Regions from separate parts of the Homo sapiens genome. Here all the other regions are linked to region 4. The links are chromatin loops, found by intact Hi-C in ENCODE. Cell type or tissue: mammary epithelial cell. All regions are shown on one strand. Each heading gives the region's core, and the rest is flanking DNA. Links, peaks and the distances in the headings are about the cores only.

The links. Hi-C counts contacts between places; a loop is a spot of excess contacts. Peaks named below come from ENCODE experiments on the same cell type or tissue, not always from the same donor. Only the 100,000 strongest peaks of a DNase experiment are listed, where the experiment ranks them.
Region 1: a loop joins it to region 4, with 9 times the contacts of the local background. A loop is called at or near these places in 48 of 110 quality-filtered maps.
Region 2: a loop joins it to region 4, with 6 times the contacts of the local background. A loop is called at or near these places in 3 of 110 quality-filtered maps.
Region 3: a loop joins it to region 4, with 11 times the contacts of the local background. A loop is called at or near these places in 3 of 110 quality-filtered maps.

What each region holds. Positions count from the first base shown.
Region 1 is chr3:48,543,703-48,551,240 of GRCh38, forward strand. PFKFB4 (6-phosphofructo-2-kinase/fructose-2,6-biphosphatase 4) reads right to left here. Exons shown (of 14, transcript NM_004567.4): 2 at 6,416-6,532; 3 at 6,162-6,258. MIR6823 (microRNA 6823) reads right to left here and starts at 6,319; the gene lies at 6,259-6,319. RefSeq lists enhancers at 6,730-7,393, 7,394-7,538. In mammary epithelial cell, for the core only: a CTCF peak has its summit at 5,216 (motif pointing left); no DNase peak of the experiment used is centred there.
Region 2 is chr3:48,229,001-48,236,538 of GRCh38, forward strand. No RefSeq gene overlaps it. Among named protein-coding and RNA genes, the nearest start is that of ZNF589, 8.3 kb to the right of the region's middle. RefSeq lists an enhancer at 187-686. In mammary epithelial cell, for the core only: a CTCF peak has its summit at 3,841 (motif pointing right); a DNase peak (open chromatin) is centred at 3,891.
Region 3 is chr3:48,191,038-48,198,575 of GRCh38, forward strand. MIR4443 (microRNA 4443) reads left to right here and starts at 5,527; the gene lies at 5,527-5,579. RefSeq lists an enhancer at 5,188-5,717. In mammary epithelial cell, for the core only: a CTCF peak has its summit at 3,572 (motif pointing right); a DNase peak (open chromatin) is centred at 3,614.
Region 4 is chr3:48,397,587-48,405,124 of GRCh38, forward strand. PLXNB1 (plexin B1) reads right to left here. Exons shown (of 38, transcript NM_001130082.3): 38 at 6,268-7,004. The coding sequence ends at 6,900. Among named protein-coding and RNA genes, the nearest start is that of PLXNB1, 29 kb to the right of the region's middle. In mammary epithelial cell, for the core only: a CTCF peak has its summit at 3,474 (motif pointing right); DNase peaks (open chromatin) are centred at 3,495 and 4,815; H3K27ac peaks cover 1,125 bases.

The DNA of each region.
Region 1 (7,538 bases), core at 2,302-7,301, 150 kb after region 4:
GGCCAGGGACACACAACAGGAGGAGACATGACAGGAGAAGGAACAGCCCCGAGGTCTCTTGCTCTCTTTTCAAAGTTTCCCTTCTCTTTCCTTAGGATAATGTTCAGTGTTTGGCTAACTCTGCTCCTGTGAGGTGGAAGGCTATACACTCTTGGCTATTAGGAACATTTTTTAAGCACTACGTTTCTGTATTTTCCCTCATCCTCTCATTGTGCACAAATCCATGCTGTCATTGTGCCACATTCATGATTTCTAATTGTCATATATTTTCCCTGATTATCAAAATAAGCCCCCCCCCGCCCGCCTTTTATTTATTTATTTATTTTTTTTGAGACTGAGTCTCGCTCTGTCACCCAGGCTGGAGTGCAGTGGTGCGATCTCGGCTCACTGCAACTTCTACCCAGTTTCAAGCAATTTTCGTGCCTCAGCCTACTGAGTAGCTGGGATTACAGGCGTGCACCACCACGCCCAGCTAATTTTTATATTTCAAAATAAGCATTTTTAAAAGCAGCCGTTTTCTTGTGTGCATGTCAGGAGTTGGTGGTGGGGATGGGAGGAACACTAGGGCTGGCCCTCGGGCAGTGTTAGGCTTAGTGCTCAACTTTCTTTCCTGAAAGAGAGTTCCCCAAACCACCCCTTCTGAGGGAGGGTTCTGCATCTCTTCTTCTATCATATCCATACCCTCCAGAATGGGAATCCCCCACCTATGACCAAACACTGACTATACAGTTTTCAGATCTTTTTTTTTTTTTTTTTTTTTTTTGAGATAAGGTCTCGCTCTGCCACCTAGGCTGGAGTGCAGCAGTGGGATCATGCCTCACTGCAGCCCAAACTCCTGGGCTCAAGCAATCTTCCTGCCTCAGCCTCCAGAGTAGCTGAAACTACAGGGATATGCCACCACACCTGGCTAATCTTTAAATTTCTTTTAGAGATGGGGTCTTGCTATGTTGCCCAGGCTTACACAATCTTTTTAAGTTCTCAGCTTTTTCATTTATTGCTGCAAAGTGGATTGACACAGAAGGTTTGTTTTTTTTTTTAGACAAGAGTCTTACTCTCTGTTGCCCAGGCTGGAGTGCAGTGGTGCAATCTCAGCTCACTGTAACCTCTGCCTCCCAGGTTCAAGCAATTCTTGTGCCTCAGCCACCCAAGTACCAGGGATTATGGGCACGTGCCACCACATCTGGCTAATTTTTGTATTTTCAGTAGAGATGGGGTTTCGCCATGTTAGCCAGGCTGGTCTCGAACTCCTGACTTCAAGTGATCTGCCCACTTTGGCCTCCCAAAGTGCTGGGATTACAGGCGCGAGCCACTGCACCCAGCCAGGATTATTCTCATCAATTTATCCTATGAGGTCTGGAGATAGATAAATTACCTTTTTATCTATTATCTTCCCTTTTTCTATGTAAGGGTAAAGCTAGATCTCCTAGCTTTGTGTTTTTTGTTTTTTGAGACAGAGTCTCACTTTGTTGCCCAGGCTGGAGTGCAGTGGCATGATCTCAGCTCACTACAACCTCCACCTTCTGGGTTCAAGCAATTATCCTGCCTCAGCCTCTCGAGTAGCTGGGATTACAGGCATGTGCCACCACACCCAGCTAATTTTTTGTATTTTTAGTAGAGATGGGATTTCACCATGTTGGCCATGTGGGTCTTGAACTCCTGACCTCAGGTGATCCACCCTCCTCAGCCTCCCAAGTGCTGGGATTGCAAGCTTGAGCCACAGTGCCCAGCCCTCCTGGCTTTGTTGATCTTTGGATTTTGTGTTTAAACTCCCAGCATGTCAAAGTCAAAGGGCTCTCATCAGGACGATATGCCTGAAATACAGCGGCAGAAGCTGATCTGAGAACCACAAAGAAATCAGTGGTAGAGCTGAGTCCAGGGCACTGAAAAGAGCTCTACTCTTACGGCTCCTTGTGACATTTCTTTTCTTTCTTTTGTTTTTTTTTTTTAAGAGACAGGGTCTCACTATGTTCCCCAGGCTGGTCTTTAACTCCTAGCTTCCAGTGATCCTCCCGCCACAGCCTCCCAAAATATTGGGATTACACATGTGAGCTACTATGTCCAGCCCTTGTAACCATTTCTGTGCCCCAATGGGTCTTCCAGTTAAAGCCTCAAAGTGCTTTCTTCCTCATGCCAAAAACATCTGAATTCTGAGAGTCCAGGTAACTGGCATTGGTAGGGACATTTCTCCTTAGAGCCCCACGTTCTGGGCTAAGATCTCTTTTGTGGGCTGCTCTGGCCATGACACCACCATGCAGGAGAGACCTCAGGGCCCCGGTGGAGATGCTGAGGGAAGAGCCTGGGAGCCTGTGTGTGTGCGTGTGTGTGTGTGTGTATAAGAGAGTGCAAATGGGGTGAAGAGATGCATATGTGCATGAATCCACACGTGTGGGTGGTTATGTGTGTGTTGTGCCCAAGTGTGTACATGTAAATCTGTGAGTGTACCTGTGTGAGTATTCCCTGGGCCCATGTATGAGCACAGGTGCACACACACGAGCGTGCACAACCCCTGTGTGCGGTATGTGACTAAATGGGCACAGGTATGAGTGAGTGTGCCCACATGTGTGCACACAGGATGTGTGTGCATGCACCCATGTGTATAAGTTTGTGTGTGTGTGTCCAAGCATATACAGAGTATGCATGTGGGGGTGACCATGTGTGTACACATGGTGTGTGTGTATACATGTCTTCATGTGCCATGTGACTGTGTGAGAACATATGCGATCATGCTTGGTGTGTACATGTGCACAGATCCACATGTGCATACAGGTGAACACAAGCGTATATGTGCCCACACACATGACTCTGAGGTATGCATATGTGTGTGCACCCACCTTCATGTGTAGTGGGTGACTGCATGTGTGTGGAAGAGTTAACACAGCAGGTATGAGAATGGTCCCCTTCGAAAGGCCTGCTTGTGAGGTTGGCCCTTGGCCAGGGTTGGGGAACTTGATGGTAAACAGTTCCCTCTAGTGATATGAAACTTTCCCTGAATTATAAGAGGAGCTCACTGTGCATAGACTGTTTATACAAACAACATGGTTTATGTTGATTATCTGCTTTCCTTCTGGGAGTCTGGAATTTTGGTACATGCTAGGCACAGGGTGCCTATATGACCAGCCCCCAGTAAAAACCTTGGTCGTTGAGTCTCTGATGAATTTCCCTGGCAGACAACATTTTACACATGTTGTCAATGTTCAATGCAGGAGGAATTAAGTGCGTCCTGTGTGACTCCATGAGGAGAAAATCTTGATGCTCGCTCCTGGTTTCCTCTGGACTTCACCCCAGGCCCCTTTTTCTGATTTTGCTTTGTGTCATTTTGCCGTACTAAGTCTTAGCCATGAGTCCAGCTATATGCCAAGTCCTGGGAGTCACCCTAGCAAATCACTGAACCTGAGGGCAGTCTTGGGGACCCCCTACACACCATGTATGAGCGTGCTCAGGTGTGTGTGTATATACAGGGTGAGAACATGTGCGCCTTCGTGTGTGTAATGGCCCTTGAATTACGTGTGGCTTAAGTGAGCCCAAGTATTTATATGTGTAGGTGCCCACACATGTACATATACCCTTATGTATAACGTGACTGTGTACACAGGGGGTGTGCATGTGTATGTACCCTGTGCATATGGTATACGCATGTCCGGATGTGTGCCTATGAGGTATGCACATGCATGCATGTGCCCACGTGTGTGTGTGCATAGGGGGCTTGTGTGTGGTATAGGACTGTGTGCAGGAGTATGAGTGTGCCTGTTTAGAATATGTGTACTTATGCCCTTGCATACACTTTGTTTTTGAGACAGAGTCTTACTCTGTCACCCAGGCTGGAGCACAGAGACGCAATCTTGGCTCATTGCAACCTCCACCTCCCAGATTCAAGCAATTCTCATGCCTCAGCCTCCTGATGTAGCTGGGATGACAGGCGCCCCACCACATGTGGCTAATTTTTGTAATTTTAGTAGAGATGGGGTTTTGCCATGTTGGCCAGGCTGGTCTCAAACTCCTGGCCTCAAGTGATCCACCCACCTCGGCCTCCCAAAGTGCTGGGATTACAGGCGTGAATCACTGCACCCGGCCTTGCACGCACTTTTCTAGATCTTCTGCTGTGTCCAGTGTCAGAGATGGACCTCAACACTGTGTGAGTAACTGGGCCTCTGGGAAATGCAGCTGTCTCTTCCCAGGTTTTCCATTTTAAAAACTCTGGTCCTTTTATTTTGCTAATTGGGAAATTTTGGGCTGATTAATAGGAGATGGCCCTGTGGCCCAGCCAGAGCCAGGATTCGGATACAGCAGAGAGGGTTTCTAGGGCAGCCAGAGGGTATGCCTGCAGAAAGGCAGCAATGAGCCTGTCCCCAGCTTCTGTTGCAGGGTGACCTTGGACTAGCTTCCCAACCTCTCTGAGTCTAGGTCTCTTCATTTGAATTAATCCCAAATATCCCTACCTTAGGGGGACAGCCAGAGTGGAACAGCTGGCAGACTCTCCCCACAAACACTATGGATTCAGGCAGGACGGACTTCAAATTCAAACCCTGAGTGACCCAAGGCACCCCCATCACTTTCTGGCCTTGGTCCCAGCATCTGGAAAAGTGAGGCACCGCCCACCACAGAAGCTGCTGGGAAGATCAGACAGTAGGCTATCAGCGTCCACAGCTTGGGGTTGTTGGCTGAGGCAGAAGAATTGCTTGAACCTGGGAGGCGGAGGTTGCAGTCAGCTGAGATTGCACTACTACATTCCAGCCTGGGCGACAGAGTGAGACTCCATCACACACACACACAAATAATAATAATTTTTAAAATAAATAAATAAAATTTGCATTTGATGTTCCTTGACCTACCTATTGAGGAATATTGGAATGATGGACACTTTTTAGCGGTGGATGGGCTTAGATTCAAGTCTGGGCGCTGATGTAAACTTGCTATTTTGTGCGAGACTCCTGGCCTGTCTGAGCCTCAGTTTCCTCATCTGTAAAAGTAGGGGGTGACAATGGGCATCAAGAACCCAGCACACGGTAGGTTCAGACATTAGTCCTCTACTTTTTATCTGGCTCAATATAACCAGAGGGTCCAGCCTTGATTTTTACCCACAATTTGGCCATAGAAACCTGAATATCAGGCTCCCCTTCCCTTCTTGGTGCCACAGCCTGGCCCAGCCACACCGATGCAAGAACAAAGGCAGTCTCCAGTCTGAAGGTCCAAGCCCCACAGCAGGGAGTTCCTGCCCCCTGGTGGCCAGAGAAGGAACGGGTAGCCTAGTGTGGACCCCAGTGGCAGCCTGGTAGCCACTGGGCTTGATTTGGGGAAGTCACTAGAGCTGGGTCAACCTCTGCTCACTGCCCTATCCTGATGGCTGGGCCAAGAGCAAGTCTCTGCCACCCTAGGTTGATAAGGGGCTTCTCAAGACCACAGCTAACACCTCCTGAGAAAAGCACAGCATGGCTGCTCAGACCACCAGCTGGTGCTCAGTTCCTTGAAGAAAGGACTCAGTTCAAGTCTGAAAGTTGTTGAGGGTGGGGCGGTAGCATATACATATTTCTATCTCCAGAGTAACAGCAGAAGTGTGAACGACTCACCCAGCAGCATCTAGGAGATGTCAATGCAAAGCCAATCGCACCAGCAATCACACACCAAGAACATGCTCCAAATACACAGGAGAGAGCTTATCCTGGGGCAAGGGAGGAAGCCCCCCACCCCCAGCTCCATCCCTAAGGCCTGTATGCCTGCACTCACTCAGGTTCCCTTCCCCAGCAGCAGCCATCCCCACGGGGCGCTGGGGTGAGCGAGCGTGACCTCCAGGCAGCAGCTCCAACGACCTGCATGGGCTGAGCCCCTCTTACCTCCCTGAAGCTCTGTCCTTCCCAAGGGTTCCTTAACCCCAGGGCAGGAATGGCCCAGCCACCAGGAGGCCACACAACACACCCTCTCCTCTCATCCCCAAACCCATCACCTCCCACCCCCACCACATCCTGAGAGATCCAGAGACCAGCCTTGTCACACAGCCCTGTCACACAGCCATCAGGGCTGGGCAAGGCCAGGGCTCAGGAGTAGCTCAGTCATTCACCAGCAGCTCCACTCCAGGGGCTTCTCAGTAAATGGTCAGTAATGTGTTAGCTTTCTCCACACTGGGTCCCCCAGCAACCTCTCCCCCCACACCCAACACATATACTTACTTCCTGATTTTCAGGCCCTCTTCATTGTCGGGGAGAAAAAATTCAAAAGATTTGTAGGTCTTGACCACGTCCCGGCGATACTGGCCAACATTGAACTCTGGAGGGAAGGAGAGGCTCAGCTTTCACAGCAACAGCAACCCCTACCAACCCTGACCTTGACCCAACCCCAGGCCAAATAATAGAGAATAGGCCTTCTCTATTCTCTTCGTCATGCCCCACAAAGCTCCCCTTAGACAGCTGGGGCCAAGCCTCACCCCGAGTGGGCACACCAATCCAGTTCAGGTATCGAGTCAGCTTCTTGGAGATGTAGGTCTTGCCCCTGGCGGGCAGGCCCACCATGACAATGAGAGTTGGGCAGTTGGTCATGCACACTAAAAGGCAAGCAGCACAGTGTCAGATGAGGGCTGGGACCCTCCCAGCGCACCCCTCCCTCTCAGCCTGTGGTCTCTCAGCCTCAGGGCATGGGACTGGCATCAGACGTATCTTCTTGGCTTCCTAGCATCCCCACACAGCTCCTGGAGTGGCCCCAGATGCTGGTTTCAAGCCACCGTTGGCATGTCCCCCTTCCCCAGGCCCGCCTGGGCTCTGGCAGACACAGTGGGATCTCTCCAGCCCTTTTCATCCTGATGTGCACCACCAGGCATAAAGTCAACCGAACTTGCCACTGGCTAAACATGGCTAGGGGGGTCCCCACCGCATGAAGGACAGGACCAAAACCCAGCAGGGTAATCAACACCCTGCCTCTGTCATCCAGGAATCCATACCCTAACCTTTTTACATCTCTCCCACCCCATCCATCACTCAGTGCTCCCAGAACACATAGCCCCACTGCATGCCCTCCCTGTGGTGAACTTCTTTTCATCATACAAAGCCCAGCTAAAAAGTCACTTCCTCAATGAGTCCTTTCCCCAAGGCATCTCCATGGCCACCGGGAACACCCCTCACCCTCAATCCTGGTCACCTCACTAATGACACTCTTCTCTCTAGACTGATCACTTACAGCAGAAGAAGCCCTGTGGTATCTGAGCCCTTTAGGGCCCTGGGGCCTGGCACAGCGCTGGTGCTCAGGAACTGTGGGCAGGATCAGGGAGGGAGGCATCTAGAAGTCTCTCAGGGTAAGGACCACAAGGGGTTGAGACCAGAGACCCAGACTGATGCCCACAAGGACAGTCCCTCTGATAGCCCACCCACCACCATCCATGTGCCACAGGTCAGTGTGCCAGCCAGAGAAGATGCCAGGCTAGAGGCACGGAAGGATCTGAATACAGCCCCCTATATTCCCAGCTGGCTAGAACAGATACCAAGGCAGCAGAACTGCCAGCTTCATCTTATGGGACCTAGCTCACTTTTCTTTTTTTTTTTTTTTTTTTGAGACGG
Region 2 (7,538 bases), core at 1,342-6,341, 170 kb before region 4:
TATTTTATTTTTTATTTTTATTTTTTATTTTTTTTTGAGATGGAGTTTCACTCTTGTTGCCCATGCTGGAGTGTAATGGGGCGATCTCGGCTCACTGCAACCTCCGCCTCTTGGGTTCAAGTGATTCTCCCGCCTCAGCCTCCCGAGTAGCTAGGATTACAGGCATGCACCACCACGCTGGCTAATTTTTTTTTTTTTTTTTGAGACAGAGTCTCGCTCTGTTGCCCAGGCTGGAGTGCAGTGGTGCAGTGTGGGCTTACTGCAACCTCAGCCTCCCAGGTTCAAGCAATTCTCCTGCCTCAGTCTCCAAAGTAGCTGGGACTACAGGCGCGTGCCATCACACCTGGCTAATTTTTTGCATTTTTAGTAGAGACAGAGTTTCATCGTATTAGCCAGGATGGTCTTGATCTCCTGACCTCATGATCCACCCACCTTGACCTCTCAAAGTGCTGGGATTACAGGTGTGAGCCGCCGTTCCCGACCTAATTTTGTATTTTTAGTGGAGACGGGGTTTCTCCATGTTGGTCAGGCTGGTCTTGAACTCATGACTTTGGGTGAACCGCCCGCCTTGGCCTCCCAAAGTGCTGTGATTACAAGCGTGAGCCACAACGCCCAGACTTGATTTTGAACTTTAAATAAGTGGAATGATATGATACATATTCTTTTTCCTGGCTTCTCTCTCTTCATATTATGTTGGTGAGATCACCTCTGTTGATGATGTGAGGTAGAGATCAAGTTTCTTTTTTTCTTTTTTCATACGGATATCTAATTGACCCAGCACCTTTTATTGAAATAATTATTTCCCAACCCCGACATATTTTTTTTTTTTTTTGAGATGGAGTCTCGCACTCTCGCCCAGGCTGGAGTGCAGTGGCGCCATCTCGGCTCACTGCAAGCTCCGCCTCCTGGGTTCACGCCCTTCTCCTGCCTCAGCCTCCTGAGTAGCTGGGACTACAGGTGCCTGCCACCACACCCAGATGATTTTTTGTATTTTTAGTAGAGATGAGGTTTCACTGTGTTAACCAGGATGGAAATCTCCTGACCTCGTGATCTACCCGCCTCTGCCTCCCAAAGTGCTGGGATTACAGGCATGAGCCACCGCGCCCAGCCTGACATATTTTTTAAATACTGTTCTATTTTCTGATTATAAAATCAAGACACATGCCAAGCATGGTAATATGTGTTTGTAGTCCCAGCTACTTGGGAGGCTGAGGCAGGAAGATCACTTGAGCTCGGGAGTTTTAGAACAGCCTGGGTAACATAGCGAGACCCCCATCTCTAAAAAATTTTTTTAAAAATTAAGACACATTAAAAAGCCTTGACAATCCTGAGCATTGATAAAGTTGTGGAGGGTGGAGCCATCCTGGGGAGCCATTTGGAAGTACCTAATAAATATGAATATATGTACACCTGTGAACCAGCCATTCTGCCCCTTGGTCTACAGCATAGAGCAGCTGTTCTCCAGGTATTGTCTGGGAACCCCTGGGGGCAACGTGAGACTTTCAGTGGGTCTGTGAGGTAAGATATATTTTTTTCTCTCTCTAAATAGCTCTTAAGTGGAGTTTTGGAGACTATGTGGTATCTGATATCTTTGGGGAACAGCTTCAACACAACATCCTGGTGACCTTGCACATATCCACATAGGCCATGCAGGCAAGTTTTGAACCACATTTTTTTTTTCTTTTTGAGATGGAATCTTGCTCTGTGGCCCAGGTTGGAGTGCTGTGGCATGGTCTCAGCTCACTGCAACCTCTGCCTCCCAGGTTCAAGTGATTCTCCTGCCTCAGCCTCCCAAGTAGCTGGGATTACAGGCGCCTGCCACCACGCCCAGCTGATTTTTTGTATTTTTAGTAGAGACGGAGTTTCACTATGTAAGCCAGGCTGGTCTTGAACCCTGACCTCAGGTGATCCATCCACCTCAGCCTCTCAAAGTGCTGGGATTATAGGTGTAAGCCACCACGTCCAGCTTGAACCACAGTTAATCTGAATCTTGGCAGAATTCCCTGTGGTCCTTCCTGGGACATGAGAGCCTAGAAGCTTGTGAGTAGCTGCTCCCCTAGGCCACTTCCAACTTGCCTCCCTATATCTCCTGGGAGGGTTCTGGTGAGATATGTGGCTTTCTGCCTTGGCCCTAAAGGGTTTAGTTGTATACTCTAAAGCCACTTAACCGGCTGGGCATGGTGGCTCACACCTATAATCCCAGCACTTTAGGAGGCAGAGGTGGGTGGATCACCTGAGGTCAGGAGTTCTAAACCAGCCTTGCCAACATGGCGAAACCCCACTACTAAAAATAACCTGTAATCCCAGTTATTCGGGAGGCAGAGGCAGGAGAATTGCTTGAACCTGGGAGGCAGAGTTTGCAGTGAGCCGAGATTGTGCCACTGCCCTCCAGCCTGGGAGACAGAGCAAGAGTCTGTCTCAAAAAAAAAAAAATTAATTAATTAGAAAAAAATGGCCTGGCACGATGGCTTATGCCTGTAATCCCAGCACTTTGGGAGGCCGAGGCAGGCGAATCATTTGAGGTCAGGAGTTCGAGACCAGCCTGGCCCACGTGGTGGAACCCTGTCTCTGCTAAAAATACAAAAGTTAGCCGAGCGTGGTGTCACGCGCCTGTAGTACCAGCTACTCGAAAGGTTGAGGCAGGAGAATCGTTTGAACCCTGGAGGTGGAGGTTGCAGTGAGCCGAGATCATGCCATTATGTTCCAGGCTGGGTGGCAGAACAAGACACCGTCTCAAAAAAAAATAAAGTAAATAAAATAAATAAAAATAAAACCACATAACCATCACAGACACTTAAAACCAACAGTAAGTGCAAAACTATGCCTACTGGTGCATGCATATTCCCTGATCTCTCTATTGTTTTCACTCCAGATCTCAGCTGCTTTAAAGAATAAAAACCTCCTTGGGGGCCTGCCTCCTCTGCATTGCCCTGCATTCCCTGAACTCCCAGCTGAGGAGATAAGGTGGTCTCCTGGCAGCTGGAGTGCCTGTGTAAAACTGTGTTTTTGCAAAAAAAGGACTTGATAGAGTTTGGACAAAACTTGCAGTGCAGAGAAAAAAAGTCAAATTAACTATGTGGTTTGGGTGGATTCATTGTGTGTAAAAATGTATAATTGGTATTAACAGTGTATTACATCTTTGAACCTTAAATGCTCATAAAATGTTAGAGAAAATTGCTTTGATGTCCAATGCTATAAATGATGTTCTGTTCATTGGCAAGCCAGAAATGTCTACTTTCTGTGTTAACAGCAGTCAGCATGGGTGACTGGTAAACCCCAACAAAACTCAGAGGACTGCTTGCCAATTAAAATTTCTTGAAACAACATGGGTGGATTCACAAGGCTAATCTCTCCGGCAGTCAAAGAACAATTGCTGCCTCTTACAAAGTAAGAACTCTGTGTTCCCAGTATTAACACTACTGCTGCATGCCAAACTTGTAACTCCTGTCAAAAGCTGGCCCATTTATCTTCTAGTAAAAAACTGGTCATACTACACAGGAGTCTGTCCCCACCTGCATCTGCAGCGATCTTTGACCTCCACCCACTCCAGGCTAATGGCTGTACTTTTCTTCCCAGGTTTTTCCTTTATTCAGGTTTTAAAGCGTTTCCGTCCATTCAGTTGACTCTGGCCCCACTGTGGCCCTTGAAACTAATCTGTTACGTTTTATTCAATGGACATTTCACAGACCCAAGTAGCTGATCCTGCCGAATGTATCGTGGAAATAGATGCTTTCAGTATGAGTGATATTTGTCCTGACCTCAAGGGATGCTCCCAATGGGGAAAGGCCACTGTTAGGACAGTGGCAGTGGGACAAGTGCACAATTGGGAGCCCACCAGGCCACACGATGGCAGTAAAGCAGCATATAATACAAGGCTGGGACGGTGCGGGGGCACTCTACCCACTAAAGAGCCAGGAGAGGCAGAAGTGCTAAAGGAAACCCGACACCCTGTGTGGACTGCCCTCCCACTCAGCCAATTAGTCCCAAAGAGCCTTAACATTAAGAGTGTGGGTGACTGGTAAGTATGCAGACTGGAGCCTGTGGCAAAAAGATGTAGCCGCTAAGCAATGATCCCCCTGTGGACGTGGATAAAGCATTTGTCTGATGCCACTACCAGGTATATCCTTTTTGAGAGGAAATTATTGGCTTGTTATTGGCTGTTAGTGGACATTGAGAGACTAACAAAGCAACAGCAGGTGTTATTATGCCCTGACATCCATGAGAGGGTCAAAAATGAAAACACCAACAAAACGGATTTTTCCCAGAAAAGAAATAAACTAAGAGTGTAACAGGAAGAGCCGCAGACAAAACCCCTCACACACAGAGTTGAGGAAGGAAAGGGCTTTATTTGGCCGGGAGCGTCGGCAGACTTATGTCTCCAAAAACCGAGCTCCCCAAGTGAGCAATTCCTGTCCCTTTTAAGGGCTTACAACTCTAAGGGGGTCCATGTGAGAGGGTCGTGATCGATCGATTGAGCAAGCAGCAGGTACATGACAGGGGGCTGCATGTACTGGTAATCAGAACCGAACAGAACAGGACAGGGATTTTCACGATGCTTTTCCATACAATGTCTGGAATCTATAGATAACACAAGCAGGTCAGGGGTTGATTTTTAACTACCAGGCCCAGGGCATGGTGTCAGGCTGTCTGCCTGTGGATTTCATTTCTGCCTTTTAGTTTTCACTTCTTTTTTCTTTGGAGACAGAAATTGGGCATAAGACAGTATAAGGGGTTGTCTCCTCCCTTAACAGTTTAACACGTGCAGGAAAAAGTGGCTAGTCACCTTCTAGATATGGCTGTCTCAAATGTGGGGTTCTGTGCCAGAGCTTCCTGGGGGCTTTGGTACACCACTGTTTCTGAAAATGCCTGGGCCTGATTCAGGGACACATCAGCTCTGTTAAAGGCTGATGGGGTGCATTGGGCCACTGCAGCTGTTCAGCCTCCAGGAAATCGGTTTGTTTTTTTTTGGGGGGGATGGAGTTTTGCTCTTCTTGCCTAGGCTGGAGTGCAATGGCACAATCTCGGCTCACTGCAACCTCCGCCTCCCAGGTTCAAGCAATTCTCCTGCCTCAGCCTCCTGAGTAGCTGGGATTACAGGCACCCACCACCACGCTCGGCTAATTTTGTATTTTTAGTAGAGACGGGATTTCACCATGTTGGTCAGGCTGGTCTCAAAATCCCGACCTCAGGTGTTCCACCCACTTCGGCCTCCGAAATTACTGGGATTACAAGCGTGAGACACCGCACCCAGCCGGAAATCTGTTTTAAACTGCAATGGAAAAGGGGAGAGAGAGTAAGAGAGAGAGCAGAGCTCTGGGTTGTGGTGTTTGCTCTGGAAAATATCTCCTACAATTCATCTTGTTAACATTTTCACTGACTGGTGGGGAGTAGCTGATGGACTGGCAATGTGGTCTGGTGCCTGGCAGTGGGGCATCTTGATGATTAAGTCTCAAAGACTGAGGTCTTTTTAGGGATGAACACTGTGGCAGCAGACTACACTGGACTCACAGCCCCGTTCATGACTCTTGTGGCTGCCCATGAAAAACGACCATTCAAAGATGAACATCGATGGAATCGACAAGTTAAACAGACCCATGCTGGCCAGGTAAGGACCACGGCCATGTGGACATACTATCACACAAGGCATGGTAATCCATCTGCAACTCAGGACTGCATCGCCAAATTTGGCATAGTGATTCCAGCACGGGAGGCTAAGGAAGTCTGGCAAGTGTGCCTGACTGCCAGCTACACAGTTGGGTGACAAAGGGAACTCCAGGGTGCATAACCAGGGGTGCTATCCCTGTCTGCACAATAGACATGGGCCAGACTATTCGAGGATTCTTAGATGGACTATGTTACATATTTAGATTCCCTGAACACGTCTAATCAACAATGGGCTACTTTTACAGTAAAAAGTACCCCAGAGGCCGGATGCTGTGGTTCACGCCTGTAATCCCAGCCCTTTGGGAGGCCAAGGTGGGTGGAACACCTAAGATCAGGAGTTTGAGACCAGCCTGACCAACGTGGCGAAATGCTGTCTCTACTAAAAATACAAAAATTAGCTGGGTGCGGTGGTGGGCACTTGTAGTCCCAGCTACTTGGGAGGTGAAGGCAGGAAAATCACTTGAATCCAGGAGACAGAGGTTGCAGTGAGCCAAGATTGCGCCATTGCACTCCAGCCTGGGTGACAGAGCGAGACTCTGTCTCAAAAAAAAAAAAAAAAAAAAAACAAAAAACTCTCCGTAGTGGTGATAAAAAGTTGCATTGCCTGACTTCTTGCTGGCTTTTTGAGGTAAGGGTATGTGCAGTCATTGAGCTCTTGCTGGGTCAGGATTAATATTTGATGACCAATAAAGATTTTTTTTTTGAGATGGAATTTTGCTCTTGTCGCCCAGGCTAGAGTGCAGTGGCTTGATCTTGGCTCACTGCAACCTCTTTCTCCTGGGTTCAAGCGATTCTTCTGCCACAGCCTCCTAAGTAGCTGGGATTACAGGCACCTGCCACCACGTCCGGGTAATTTTTGTATTTTTGTAGAGACAAGGTTTCACCATGTTGGCCAGGCTGGTCTCGAACTCCTGACCTCAGGTGATCCACCCGTCTTGGCCTCCCAAAGTGCTGGGATTACAGGCGTGAGCCACCGTGCCTGGCCAAAGATTCTTATCTATTTATAGCAACATTAAATGGACTAAGACAAAAAAAAAAGTAAAAAAAAAGATTCTTAATCTAAGGACTCTTAGAAATCTTCTGACAACTGCTGACTGCAAGAGTGAACAGCCTCCACTAGAGATGACAGAACAAGATTAACTTTCTAGGCACTGATATAATTTTCTTAAGCCTCAATCTATAATTGTTGAACTCTTTTATAGATTTTCCATAGACTATAGCAATTGCCCAATGTCCTAAGTTTAAATGATTATTGGACCCTGATCCCACTTCAGCAAAATGCTGCTGCTGAGACTGCTACTACTTTATGTGTGAATGTCAGGCCTATACTTGTCTGTGAAACACAAGCTAGTTTAAAACTCTGGCTGGGCGTGGTGGCTCACGCCTGTAATCCCAGCACTTTGGGAGGCCCAGGCGGGCAGATCATTTGAGGTCATTTGAGGCCTACATTATTTTAGGCAGATAGTGAGGGCAAAAGAGTCCTCGGCAGAACTTCCCTTTCTAACAAAAAGCAGCCCAAGAAATAACTTCTTTTCTAACAAAGCACAGCCTGAAAGATTGGGCTGCAAACATAGATAAGGAAGCTGGAAGCTTGCACGGGGGGATGCTGGCAGCTGCACTGATAGAAATGGCTACCTGGGGCCAGGCATGTCTAGCATGGGGGCTCCACTTTCTCTTTTTTGTTAGCATGTGCACAGTGAGAAAGAAATAAGCAACAAGGAGTAGCTCTCTGCTTAGGCAGAGGACCCACCTGCATAATAAAAGATTGGGGTGGAGGCTGCCAGAGATTCACATTGTATGCAGATGGTACACCTGGTCCTAACCAGTTTTTGCGCCCTATGCAGATCAGATACCACCTCCCCACCAACTCATCT
Region 3 (7,538 bases), core at 1,391-6,390, 210 kb before region 4:
AGGGTTTTTAGGACCCTGGATCTGGGGAGCACCAGCATTGAGGACTTGATGTAGTGAGACAGGACCGCAAAGCTGGGGCTGAGATAGAAACCACAAGGGAGTAGCCGAGTCCATAGTTCAGAGGTGCACCCAGGAGAGTCACTGAAGGTGGCCAGAATGAGGTCACAGGCAACTATGGAAATCATGTAGGAAGGCGAGGAGGTGGCCACAGAAGGCCATGGGAAGGGAAAAGTTGGCACAGAAGCTACAATACAGTTCAAGTGTGCCAAAATGCATGTACACAAATATTCATGGCCATGTTAATCATTTTAGCTCCAAACAGAAAGCAACCCTAATGCCCATCAACAATAAAATGGGTAAATAGAACAAAGTTATTTTATACAGTGATGAAAAGGACAGAAGCGCTACCCACAGTAGGAGTGAATCTCACATCAATGTCAAACATAAGAAGGAAGACACAAAAGAGAACATGCTGTTTAGGTCTGGCTCACACCTGTAATCCCAGCACTTTGGGAGGCTGAGGCAGGCGAATCACTTGAGGCCAGGAGTTCGAGACCAGCCTGGCCAACATAGTGAAACCTCATCTCTACTAAAAAAAAATATATATATATATACACACACACACATATATGTGTGTATATATACATAATATACATACATGTGTATATATACATAATATACATATATATGTGTACATACATATACATATATATGTATATATACATATACATATATATGTATATATACATATACATATATATGTATATATACATATATACACACATATGTAATATACATATATACACACATGTAATATACACAAACATATATATACACACATATATACATACACAAAAATTAGCCATGTATGGTGGTGCACAACTGTAATCCCAGCTACTATGGAGGCTGAGGCATGAGAATTGCTTGAACCCAGGAGGTGGAGGTTGCAGTGAACCGAGATTGAGCCACTGCACTCCAGCCTGGGTGACAGGGCGAGACTCCGTCTCAAAAAAAAAAAAAGTTAGTTATGGTACTAGTTACCTTTCAGAAAGATGGTGGTGACTGCAAGGGGCCATGAAGGGGATATTGGCAACTGGTCATATTCTGTTTCTTATTTATTTTTCACTTTTTGAGACAGAGTCTTGCTCTGTGGCCCAGGTTGGAGTGCAGTGACATGATCATGGCTCACTATAGCCTCGAACTTCTGGGTTCAAGTGATCCTCCCACCTCAGCTTCCTGAGTAGCCTGAACTACAGGCATGCACCCATAAACCTAGCTAATTAAAAATTTTATTTTTTATTTTGGCTGGGCATGGTGGCTCACGCCTGTAATCCCAGCACCTTGGGAAACCGAGGTGGGTGGATCATGAGGTCAGGAGTTCGAGACCAGTGTGGCCAACATGGCAAAACTCCGTCTCTACTAAAAATACAAAAAATTAGCCGGGTGTGGTGGCACACGCCTGTAATCCCAGCTACTTGGGAGACTGAGGCAGTAGAATCACTTGAACCCAGGAGGCGGAGGTTACAGTGAACTGAGATCATGCCATTGCACTCCAGCCTGGGCAACAGAGCAAGACTCTGTCTCAGAAAAAAATATATGTATAATTTTAGAGACGGGAGTCTAACTATGATGCCCAGGCTGGTCTCAAACTCTCGAGCTCAAGCGATCCTCCCGTCTTGGACTCCCAAAGTGTTAGCATTATATGCATGAGCCACTGCACCTGGCCACTTTCCATTTCTTGATCTGGGTGCTGGTTACCTGAGTGTGTTCACCTTGTGGAAATTCATTGAGCTACACACTCAAGATTTGTTAGCTGTTCTGTATGAATGGTGTATTTCAATGAAATGTTTATTATTAGTGATAAAAAGCCTTTCCTTGATGCCACTTTCCCCTCCAACTATATTCATTCCTTCCCTTCACAGTAAAACTCCTGGCCGGGCACAGTGACTCACACCTGTAATCCCGGCACTTTGGGAGGCCGAGGTCAGGAGTTCAAAACCAGCCTGGCCAACACGGTGAAACACCATCTTGGCCGGGCATGGTGGCTCACGCCTGTAATCCCAGCACTTTGGGAAACCGAGATGGGTGGATCATGAGGTCAGGAGTTCAAGACCAGCCTGGCTAACATAGTGAAACCCCATCTCTACTAAAAATACAAAAAATTAGTGGTGCGTGGTGGTGGGCACCTGTAATCCCAGCTACTTGGGAGGCTGAGGCAAGAGAATTGCTTGAACCTGGGAAGCGGTGGTTGAAGTGAGTGGAGATGGCACTACTGCACTCCAGCCTGGGTGACAGTGCGAGACTCCCTCTCAAAAAAAAAAAAAAAAAAGAAAAGAAAGCCCCATCTCTACTAAAAATACAAAAATTAGCCAGGCATGGTGGTGGGCGCCTGTAATCCCAGCTACTCAGGAGGCTGAGGCAGGAGAATTGCTTGAGCCGGGAGGCAGAGATTGCAGTGAGCAGAGATCAGGACACTGCACTCCAGCCTGAAAGACAGAGCAAGACTCCCTCTCAAAAAAAAAAAAAACCCAAAAAACAAAACACAGTAAAACTCCTCAAAAAAGTTGTCTCTAATTTCTCTCCTCACATTTTCTCTTGGACCCACTGTCATCAGACATTGATTTTCCCCACTCCATGGAAGTGGCTTTTTTTTTTTTTTGAGATGGAGTCTCACTCTGTCGCCCGGGCTGGAGTGTGGCAATCTTAATTCACTGCAACCTCCGCCTCCCACCTCCCAGGTTCAAGTGATTCTCCTGCCTCAGCCTCCCGAGTAGCTGGGATTACAGGTGTCCGCCACCACGCCTGGCTAATTTTGTATTTTTAGTAGAGATGGGGTTTCACTGGCTGGTCTCGAACTCCTGACCTCAAGTGATCTGCCCGCCTTGGCCTCCCAAGGTGCTGGGATTACAGGCATGAGCCACTGTGCCAGGGTGGAAACGGCTTTTGTCAAATTCTCCGGGAACCTTCATTTTGCTGAATACAGTGACCAATTTGCAGTCCTAGCTTTACTCCACCCAGCAGCCACCCATCATCCTCACTGCATGCTTGGCCACTCCTAGAAACATTCGCTTTGCTAGGTTTTCAGAGCACCACTCTCAGATTTTCCTCCTCTCTCCAGTTGCTCCTAAAAAAGTAAAAAAAAATGATGCCGTGGAGAGGTCATGATGGAGGGAAGCTATTGGCCTCTGAAGGTGGGAAGCAGGCATCCAGGCATAGCAGGAGAGGCCGGCCCTGGACTTCCTGCAGGAGCTGGGAGCTCCTTCGGGGCACTATGGTCCCTTGTTCCCAGCAGCAGCATAAAGCCTGGCTCATGGCGACAAGGAGAAATGTTTGTGGAGTGAATAAAGAATAAGACTTTGAATGTTATCCTGAAGGCAGTGGATTTAGAAAGAGTCTCTGAGAAGCCATCATTCCTCCCCTCCTTTTCCCCATGGAAGATAGACTGGATTATGGCTTGGGGTGGTGAGGTGGGTTCCTAGGGTTCTTTTCTCTTCCCAGAAGGTTGAGGAAGGACTTTTCATCCCACTCTTCCCATCGGAGGGCATTGATGTAGCACCCAGGAAGGCCACCGGAGGGCACTATATTCCCAGGAGACCATTATTTGGGAACGAATTGAGAGTTGCTGGTAGAAAAGAATAAAGCTTAGCACACGTGTGAGAAACCAAATACACCCCTCTTTCTGGGATGTTTCCAGAGCCTTCTGCAAGGTGGGACATGCTCAGGGCCAGGAGCCTTACACCTGTGTTGTTGGTCTCAGCTGGCCCTTTATCTTATGTTGCAGACTCTTTTTTTTTTTTTTTTTGAGACAGGATCTCACTCTGTCACCTGAGGCTGGAGTGCAGTGGTGCAATCTCTTGGCTCACTGAAGCCTCAACCTCCTGAGCTTAAGTGATCCACCCCCCTGTCCTTCCCAAAGTGCTGGGATTACAGGTGTGAGCCAGCCTGGCCTGTGGCAGCCTCTTGACGACTCTTGGTCTCAGTTGTACCCCTCTAGAAAATGGGAGTAATGGCCGGGCGCGGTGGCTCACGCCTGTAATCCCAGCACTTAGGGAGGCCGAGACAGGCGGATCACGAGGTCAGGAGATCGAGACCGTCCTGGCTAACACGGTGAAACCCCGTCTCTACTAAAAATACAAAAAAATGAGCTGGGCGTGGTGGCAGGTGCCTGTAGTCCCAGCTACTCGGGAGGCTGAAGCAGGAGAATGGCGTGAACCCGGGAGGCGGAGCTTGCAGTGAGCGGAGATCGCGCCACTGCACTCCAGCCTGGGCGACAGAGTGAGACTCCATCTCAGAAAAAAAAGAAAAGAAAAGAAAATGGGAGTAATGGCCCCTGGCAGGTCTCCCACACAGAGGCATCAGCAAGAGAAAACAGAGTAAGTAGTAGAGATAGTGGTTGAAATAAAATGTACCGGAGAAATTCCTGGGGTTGGCCAGGTGTGGTGGCTTATGCCTCTAATCCCAGCACTTTAGGAGGCTGAAGCAGGAGGATCACTTGAGCCTAGGAGTTCCGGACCAGCCTTCGTAACAGCGAGACTCCGTCTCAATATTTAAAAAAAAAAAAGAAAGAAATTCGAGGTGTTGCTAATCCTCACTGTCCCCCTCACCCCACCCCTGTGCTAATTGTGTTTCTGCATCTATGGTTAGTTCATTCCTCTTTACTGACACACACTACTGAGTGTATGACGCTACACACATGAACACTGCTTTTTTTTTTTTTTTTTTGAGACGGAGTCTCGCTCTGTCGCCCAGGCTGGAGTGCAGTGGCGCGATCTCGGCTCACCGTAAGCTCCGCCTCCCGGGTTCACGCCATTCTCCTGCCTCAGTCTCCCGAGTAGCTGGGACTACAGGCGCCCGCCACCACACCCGGCTAATTTTTTGTAATTTTAGTAGAGCCAGGGTTTCGCCGTGTTAGCCAGGATGGTCTCGATCTCCTGACCTCGTGATCCGCCCACCTCGGCCTCCCAAAGTGCTGGGATTATAGGCGTGAGCCACCGTGCTCGGCCCTGAACACTGCTTTGAGTGGTGTCCAACCTTAACGTTCTGTGGAAGGTGATTCCCCGGTAGATGGAGATGATGAGTTAGGTCAGAGCCAGTGGGCAGTGAACGGAGGCCACTGGGGTGGTAGGGAGCCATAATAGGTTCTGGAATCGGGTGAGGATTTCATTTCAAAGGGCTAAGTTTTCTTGTGAGGTTTCCTGGGGCCCTCCTTCTGGAAGGCAGAGTTCCTAGGCAGCATCTGAGCCCTCCTTACAGCTTATACCTGGGTGCTGTGCCCCTGCACAGAACAGACTCAGAGGAGAGGAAACACCCTGTGCTGGGGGCTGGGAGGGGGCTGGAGACCTGCGCAAGCTGGACCTGTGCTGTCTTTGCTCAGTCCCGGCCTTTCTCAATCCTTGGGCCTCTGGTAGGTGAATTGTTCCTGGATTCCTTCCTGTCCTGGTTGAGTTAGAGCCTCTTGCACCATCCTGCTGATGGCTGGTTGATATTAAGCAAAGTGCAGTATGGGGAAGGATAAAGGGATGGCATGGTGGGGGTTGGAGGCGTGGGTTTTAGAACCTATCCCTTTCTAGCCCTGAGCAATGCTTGCCCCAGAAGGAGTTGGGGCTAGGCCCATTCCAATCCTTCCAGCCTAAGATCCAGACTCCAAGGCATGCCCCAGGCCTCCTGGGATGTTTGTATGTTCTGTGAAAATGGGAACAGATTTGAAGAAATCAGGGTTAATCAGAGTGAAACAGGTTCCTTTTCTGTGGCATTACTCAGTGCCTTTAGCAAGTGGTGTATTGTGAGTCTTCAAGAAACAGCAGGAGGGAGGTTTCACATACTTCCTTGCATGAGGAACCCTTTTCACAGAGAATTTTGCAGACCACTGTTCCATAGAACACACTGTAAGAAGTTTCCATTTCATCCAATGCAGCCCCCGTGTTCATTTCACAGAGGAGGAAACAGGAATGCATAGATGGGAAGGATCTTGCCCCTTGTCTCAGGCTGGGTTGGTGGTCTCCTGAGTGCAGCCTGGGCCTCCCTCCCTTGTGTACACTCAGAGCCTCCGGGAGTGAGCAGCGAGGTAGGTGCTGCAGGGCTACTCCTCTTCCTCACCTTCATACCTTTCTGTCATCTTCAGGGGGATCAAGACCCCACTCATGTGAGCTCAGGCTTGGCCGTGGAAGACAGTGAGTACAGGAAGCAATGCTCTTTCCTGGGAAGACATCCCCACACATTACCAACACTTACCTCCCTACCTCGCAACTTTTTAAATTGAGATGTAAATTACCTACCTCTATGATCATTGACAAATGTTCTAAATGGTGTAACCACCACTGCAATCCAGACACAGAGCATTTTCATTGTCCCAAATATGCTCCCTCACTCCCCTTTGCAGTTAGTCTCCTCTTCCTAACCCAGGCCCCTGGTAACCACTGACCTACTTTTTGTTTTTTTGTTTTTTTTTAGGTAGAGTCTCGCTCTGTCGCCCAGACTGGAGTGCAGTGGCTCGATCTTGACTCATCGCAACCTCTGCCTCCTGGGTTTAAGTGATTCTCCTGCTTCAGCCTCCTGAGTAGCTGGGACTACAGGCTTGTGCCACAACACCAGGCTAATTTTTTTTTTTTTTTTTTTGAGACAGAGTTTCACTCTTATTGCCCAGGCTGGAGTCCAATGGCGCGATCTCGGCTCACTGCAACCTCCACCTCCCGAGTTCAAGCAATTCTCCTGCCTCAGCCTCCCGAGTAGCTGGGATTACAGGCATGCACCACCACGTCCGGCTAATTTTGTATTTTTAGTGGAGACAGGGTTTCTCCATGTTGGTCAGGCTGATCTTGAACTCCCGACCTCAGGTGATCTGCCCACCTGGGCTTCCCAAAGTGCTGGGATTATAGGTGTGAGCCACTGCGCCCAGCCCCTACTTTCTATCTCTATAGTTTTGTCCTTTCTGGACATTTTGTATAAATAGAATCATCCCATATGTGACCTTTGCATCTGGCTTATTTCACTTAGTGCAATGTTTATGAGGCTTATTTGTGTTTCTGCAAGTATGGTTAGTTCATTCCTCTTTATTGACAAGCAGCATTCCATTGAATGGATGTACCACAGTTTCATGGACATGTTGATGAACACTTTGGATGTTCTTGCCTTTTGACTGTTGTGAAAAAGTTGCTATGGGCTGGGCGCGGTGGCTCACGCCTGTAATCCCAGCACTTTCGGAGGCCGAGGCGGGTGGATCACAAGGTCAGGAGATCAAGATCATCCCGGCTAACATGGTGAGACCCCTGTCTCTACTAAAAAATACAAAAAAATTAGCCGGGTGTAGTGGCGGGTGCCTGTGGTCCCAGCTACTCGGGAGGCTGAGGCAGGAGAATGGCGTGAACCTGGGAGGCGGAGCTTGCAGTGAGCCAAGATCGCGCCACTGCACTCCAGCTTGGGTGACACAGCAAGACTCTGTCTCAAAAAAAAAAAAAAAGAAAAGAAAAAGTTGCTATGTACAATTTTTTTTTTTTTTTAAGACAGAGTCTCGCTTTGTCGCCCAGGCCAGAGTGCAGCAG
Region 4 (7,538 bases), core at 1,331-6,330:
AATGGACACTGAACATCATTCAAACAGGAAATGTAGACTTTAAGGCAGGAAGTATTATTAGAAATAAAAACGAATTTTTTATGACAAAAAGATCAAAACAGAGATAATAAAATTTAAAATATATATGCATGCCTTGCTTCAAATATAGGATCCAAAAGTTGACAGAGTTAAAAGGAGAAATGGGCACAGCCATGGGAGGTGTGAGAAGGGAGCCAGTGGGAAAGCAAAAGACTGAAGAACAAGGAGACTGGGGTGGGGAGTAAGAAGCAAAGAAGGACCTGGGCTTGGCTGGTCCTCCAAGGGACCCAGGGACCCGGTCCAATCATGGACTGAGGACATGGGCTCAGGAGGTGGACTGAGGCCCCCGGAGAGAGCGGCAGGGTGGGAGGTGTAACCTGCACAGCATGGAGCAGTGGGAGCCTGGGGTTCCATCTGGAGACATGGGTTCTAGTCCCACTTGCTGTGTTTTTGGGGCATGTCACTCCATCTCCCTGGGTTCAGCCTCCCCAGGGAAGGACACTCTCTCCACCCTTCCCCAGCCTGGCCCTCACAAACGATGATGCCAAAGCAGTATCCTTCATGTGTGGGGTTAGCGATAGGGCCGCTGGCCAGAGAGAAGATAGAGGCAGGGCCTCTGGCATTGTGTGGAGCCTGGATCTTGCTCTGCAGTCTGGGAGAACCCTGGGCATGGGAGGAAGAGCCAAGAAACCTCTCAGGCTGGATGACAGCCTCTGGGGGCTCACACCGTCCTCTACCCTAGGAGAGGCCAGGGCAAGGTGTGCACCCTGCTGCTGTGCACCTTCTCCTTGTCCTCCTCTGAGGCCTCAGGCAGTCGCCCAGTTGGGTCACTCTTCACCAGGGTTAGGCCTGGCACCTTGGCATGGAGGGCCAGCTCTTGCCCACAGGCTCTAGAGGCCCTGAGGGTCACCAGGGCCCTTCCCCCTCCCGTGACAGCTTGCACAGGATGCTGTCTTTGGAAAGGTGGTTAGGGACTCACACCTTACAGAAGAGGAACCAGAAGCTTGGAAAAGATGACTGTTCCTAGGTGGTCAGTGCCAGGGCCTGGCCAAAGCCCACTTCTCAAGCTCCAAGTCCATGGGGTGTTCCACCAGAACATCATTCCCCATTGAGCAGAGCCTCTGCCTGTCCCCAATGCTACACACACACTTCAAACATATACATCAAACACACAGACACACACACACACAGAGTTCTGCTGCCTCCACTCCAGTCAGCAACCTGGGCTGGGCGCAGGCGCGAGGGTTTGTCTCTGCGTGGGGGCTTGGGAGTGCCCCACACACATTTCTTTGGGTGTAGAGAACCAGGCGTCCTGCCCCTCCCCCAGCTCCGGATGGGTCTGTGCCTGGCCCTGCTGACTTCTGCCCTGAGATGAAGCTGTAGACACAGCCTGTAGTGTGGAGTCTTCCTTGGGTCCCTATTTGCACACCCAGCATCCCACCCAACCTGGAGATAAGGTGAAGAGGCCCAGTCAGCCCCCAAAATTTGGTGTTTCCAAGGTCCTTCAGGTGGACAGTGCAGCACCGCCCAAGGAGCACTAGGGCATGGAGTGCGGTGGAAAATTCTGCAAGCCAGGGGGCTGGAAACCAAGTACTGCTATGGCCGTGACCTTGTGGCCTTGAATGACAAAGCACCTGCTAGGTGCCTCCCAGGACAGCAGGTCCTCAGGCCAGAGGCAGTTTTCTGCCCACTTCTTCACCACTCAGCAGTCCAGAGGCTGCCCTGCCATTCAGGCTCCCCTGCCCTCTGGCTTTCAGGTGGCTTGGCCAACGGGACGGGCTGGCAGGAGTCTGGGCAGTGGGGAGGAACAAGAGGCCAGGGTAATTATTCCCCCAGCATCCTCCCTCTGAAGCTTCCACCTTTAGCCACAGCCCCACTGGTCCTGATGACTACTCTGTCCCTACCCCTAGAGCCCAGGACTGGTAACAGCTGTGCTTCACCATCCCTTATTGGCTTCCCAGAGCCTGCAGCTCTGTAAGTAGTCCCCTCATTAAACTCTCTTCCAGCTGCATCTTTCCTGGTACATGCTGTCAGTTTCCTGCCAGGAGCTGGACTGATCCAGCACTTGATAAATGTTTCTTCATTAAATCCTGCCAGGTGCCAGCTTGGGATCCAACCCCATGACACAGAGTGGCTCCTGCCACATGCCAGAATGTCCCTGCCCTTCTCTCCAGAGGCCCAGTCAGTGAGAGGAGGAGGAACTAGAATCCAGGTCTCCTGCCTCCCAGAGCAAGGCTCCTGTCACTCCACTCCCTGGGGCTTCTTGGGCCTGAGATCTTGAGGCAAGTCTGGTGGTGGAGGAGGTCTTGAGCAAGACAGGCTTGAATCCTCTCTTCCTGGTGGCACCCATTCACTAGGGCAGCAGGTGCCCCAGCAGCACCAACTCACCAGCATGGGTGGAGGGGCCAGGTTAGCAGGTTCCCAGGCACCTGCAGCGTCAGCCAGCATGCAGCTCCTGGCTTCCCACGGGCGCCACTGACTCAGCAGTCAGAGGCTGTGGGTAACACTGCTGCCCCCTTTGCCAGCTTATAGGTGACAGAGGCTTCTATAGTCACTCACCGCTGGATAACTACTCCCCTTTTTGTCCTTCACACACTTTCATAATCAATCCCTTATATTTAAATTCCTTCCATTGGAAACACCTAGAGTGGTTTCTGGTTTTTTGTTGTTGTTGTTGTTGTTTTCTTTTTGAGACAGAGTCTCATTCTGCTGCTCAGGCTGGAGTGTGGTGGCATAATCTCAGCTCAGGCTGGAGTGTGGTGGCATAATCTCAGCTCAGGCTGGAGTGTGGTGGCATAATCTCAGCTCACTGAAACCTCTGCCTCCCAGGTTCAAGTGATTTTCCTTCCTCAGCCTCCCCAGTAGCTGGGATCACAGGTGCACACAATCACACCCGGCTAATTTCTGTATTTTCAGTAGAGATGGGGTTTCACCATGTTGATCAGGGTGGTCTCGAACTCCTGACCTCAAGTGATCCACCCACCTTGGCCTCCCAAAGTGCTGGGATTACAGGTGTGAGCCACTGTGCCCGGCTGTTTTCTTGACTAGTCACTCACTGTTATCTCAACTATGTCCTAAGACATAGCTCACCCTAAAACCAGAATTCACGTTAAAGACAGGGTAAGATTACTCACTAAGCTCCAGCACTACTGAATTCCACTGTTGTGATTTCTCTCTCTCTTTTTTTGAAGAGACAGGGTCTCACTGTCACCCAGTCTGGAGTGGAGTGGCATAATCTTTCACTGCAGCCTCAAACTCCTGGAGTCCAGCAATCCTCCCACCTCAACCTCTTAAATAGCTGAGACTACAGATGTGTGCTACCATGCCCAGCTAATTTTTAAACAGTTTTCGTAAAGATGGGGTCTGGCTATCTTGCCCAGGCTTGCAATTTATAGAGCTCCAGACACCCTCATTGGTAGCTGCTTCTGATAAATTCCACACTATGGCCAGAAGATGGCAGCAAACCACCAGCTTCAGCCACTTACCTGTGGCCCAGGACACCGGACCAGGTTTCCAAAATCTGAGCTTCACATTCCTAGACCTCCAGAGGTTCTCTTCATGGCCACCTGGACAACTGGCAAACCATTCTGTTTCCTTACACGTGCACATATCATCCAGATAACTGAAACTCTTATCAATAAAACCCCAACATCACAACCAGGGCATAAATTCTCTTTCAAACATCATGGTGATATCCTTATCTTAGATTTTTGGTAAACATTTGGAATTGGATAAACCATCATCCTTAATTAAGACAGAGAACACTTTTTTTTTTTTTTTTTTGAGATGGAGTTTTGCTCGTCACCCAGGCTGGAGTGCAGTGGCGCGATCTCGACTCAGTGCAACCTCCGCCTCCCGGGTTCAAGCGATTCTCCTGTCTCAGCCTCCTGAGTAGCTGGGATGAGAGGCGCCCGCCACCACACCTGGCTAATTTTTTGTATTTTTAGAAGAGACGGGGTTTTGCCATGTTGGGCAGGCTGGTCTCAAACTCCTGACCTCAGATGATCCGCCTGCCTCGGCCTCCCAAAGTGTTGGGATTACAGGGGTGAGCCACTGCGCCTGGCCGACAGAACACTTTTAAAGAGAGATCCATAAAACATCGCCAGTCAGCTGACCTAGGTAGTTTGGGGTGTATTTGTTCTTCAATGTGGCATCCTTAGGGAACCTGGTGGAGGAAACACATGCATCAGCAGCCATTGGTGCCAAGCAGAACACAGCTAGGTTCCCTGTATCCCCCAGCACCACCCAGAGTCACCTGTTGGCACTGGCCAGTGGGATCCAGGTCCTGACCATTTGGAAGGTTTCAGGTGGCTTCTAAGAATTCCAACATTCATCAGCATAAATTCAGCTGTTATCTTAATTAGCACGATTATTTCAGTATCAGAAAATTAATAAAAATATAGAACTCCTGGGTCATGTAACCATTTGGACAATTATTCCAACTTTTAAGTTGGTGAAAACGCTTTTTAATAAAGCACATCACTCCATAAAACGCCTTAAGGAGCCCCGGGTGGTAATGAGAAACAAAGGCCCTTTGTATGCTAACAGGTTTGTGAAAAATGTAATAATGAGGGCACACTTTCGTTGCAGTCTTAATAAAAATTAGGAAAAGATTGATCAAACTGAATTACAAATGTTCTATGCTGAAATTGTGGTCATGACCCAAGTTAAGCGATCACAAATTCTTGCTGGTGTTGGAATCTCCATTCTTGGTCATGGTTTGGAGTGAAGACAGAATTTCCTATCTTCTTGTGCCAGGTTTTTCTTCTCTATGTCTGTTATTATAACAATGTTCTGTGGCGGCTGAGCCATGACTCAGTGAGTGACTCAAAGCACGTTCAGTACTCACCCCTCCCGCGGGCACGTGCCCAGGCTTGCAGGCACATGGCCCCCCTCTCCCGGGAGCCTTCACCTACCCCTAAAACCTGCAGGGGCCTGAACCTGGAACAGAGAGGCCTCTGGAACAGAGGCATGGCTCTGTCGAGGTCTGTGGTGCTGACCAAGGCTGCTTCCCTCTGTGTCTGCTTGAAGTCCACCCTCAAGTGGATTTCCCATCCACCCTGCTCCCAGAGATGGTCAAGATGGAGACCCATTCCATGGTCTCCAACGGGAAAAGTCAGGACCATTCTGGGTGGCTATGAAAACCTGGCCAGAGCATCCAAGCTCACATGCTCCCAAATGATGGCACCTGGCTGCTGACCTGACTGTGGTCCCCACATCCGGCAGAAATGGGAAAGAAGGGACAATGGAGCCACAGCGAAGAATAGCAGCTATGACTACCCCCGGCACAGACAAGACCAACATGGCTCCTTAGGGACAAGGACTTTGTGGATTGTAGGGGCAACCCTACAGTGGATGGCTTTATTTAGGGCCAAAAAAAGGCAGGGGATAGGAGTCCTCCTGGAATTCTATCAGTCTGTCTCTCTCTAAACACTCAATGAAGACCTCGAGGGGAGGTTGTGGTCTCTGTGCCAGACGAGAGGAAATGCTAAGGGTCACTGGGTTATGGAGGATAAGCAGAGGGCCAAAGGGATGATCCCTCTGAAGGCCTCAAGGCTGAAGGGCCTTCCTCTCATCTGCCAGGCAGAGCTGCCACCCTATCTCTTCTGTTCCATGGGGGGCTGGCCTTCTGCTAAGGCCGAGGGTGGTCTCAAGTCAAGAGGAGTATCAACCCCCTGCCCTACAGACCCAACTAGCAACATGAGACCAGATAAGACAGTCTCCAAGCTCACCTCCAGGTACAAATCAGGAAGAACCATATAAGGCGGCCTTCATGGAGGCAGACAGTTTAGGAGCCGGCCCTAGGATGCCCTGATTTGGAAGGCAACACAGAAACCCTAAGTCCAGGAACAGGACCATGGAAAATGGCCCTCGAGACCCCCTCTGCCTAGAGTTGCCTGTAATTATGTCATCCTTTCCTAGTCCCTTTCAAGATAAATAGAACATGAGTGGAGAAGTGAGAATACGCAAACTGCAGATAAAGCAGGCCCCCTTGAAGAGACTGTAGACCCCTCTATCTCGGTCACCCGCCCTGCCCCAGATGGGGTTCTTCCTTCACGGAAGCTTTGACCCCACCAGACCCTGCCCAGGCGTCAAGGAGAGCCTCAGCCAGCCCTGCAGTCTGGGATATGATGGGGAACCATGAGACTCCCCAAGAGTATAGATACCACCTCCCCCTGGTACCTGCTGGGCATAGCTGCCGTCCTCCTAGTAGCCAGGGGCTAGGCCGGGCTCACACATCAGACTCAGTGCAGTGTGTTATCCTTTAATGAAAAGCTGGGTCAATGGAGTCACCACTCTCCCCAAGACCCCCCTGCAGCAGATAGCCCTCACCATGGCTACCTATGAGGCAGGGCAGCCCTGTGGCAGCCAGCCCTGCTGAGGGGTCAGTTTGTAGTGGCCTAGGAGAGGCGTTCAACTCTTAGACCTAGGATGTGGCAGCAGCAACAAGGCCAGAGGCAGCTCAACTGAGGTCAGGGATGGTGGAGGAGGCAGACAGGAAGCATGGGGCTCTCCTCCTTCCTCTCCGAATCCCAGTGTGGCCAAGGCCAGTGTTCAGGAACAGTACAGTCTCCCCAGGGGCCTGGAGTCTCTTCCAGCCACTCTCTGGAAGCCCTTAGTCCCCAACTCCCTGCAGACCGGTGTCACAGGGTCGCTGGACTCGGGGAGCAGGCTGGGTACTACCCCATGAGCCTTGAGGCCCCGGGTCTAGGAGGTGGATCCAGCAGGGCCGAGGCCAGAGCCACCAGGAGACTGGGAGTCACCTTCCACTAACTCTGCTTGTCAGTCACTACAGGCACCTAAGAAGGTGGCCTCTCCTCCGAGCTTCCAGGGCTGCCCAGGCCAGGCTGAAGCAACAGCAGGCCGTGGCTCCTGGGTTCCTATAGATCTGTGACCTTGTTTTCCACAGCAGCTGCAATCTGCTGGAGCCGATAGCCCAGCTGCATCTTCTGGGCCGTGCCATCCTCCTCCAGGGCAGTGATGATCTGAAACAGAGACCAATGCCATCAGGGGAGACTTCTTTGGCCAACGTGTTTGCTGCAAAATTCAACAGCCCTCCTAAGACGCTGTGGCATGAGTGGGGTAGGAGGCCAAGAAACCCAGCCGGTCACTTCACGTACTTTCTGGGACCTCAGGGCCTCGCTGGCGGGAGGGGTAATAACATCAAAGTCACCGCGGGGTTCCAGGATGAATAAGGTAGGAAATGAAGGACCTGACTCAGTAGCGAGCTCCTCAGAAGCCCTGCTGCAGCCATCCTGGCTAACCCACCCGCCAGCCAACAGTATTTCCCAAGTTCCTGTCTGCCCGGTGCCAGACAAGGGGCAGAGACCCAAGAATGACCAGACACGTGGTGGGAAAACAGACACTGATCAAACACGAACCACGAATTTGGGGCTGCCACCAAGGGAACCGGTAGGAACCGGAGGGCAGCAGCACTTGGGAAAACAGCTACTGCCCACTATGTCTCCACAAGGGGACATGCCTGCATCACACCCTGCCTCCCCCAAGCCCCGTGCCAT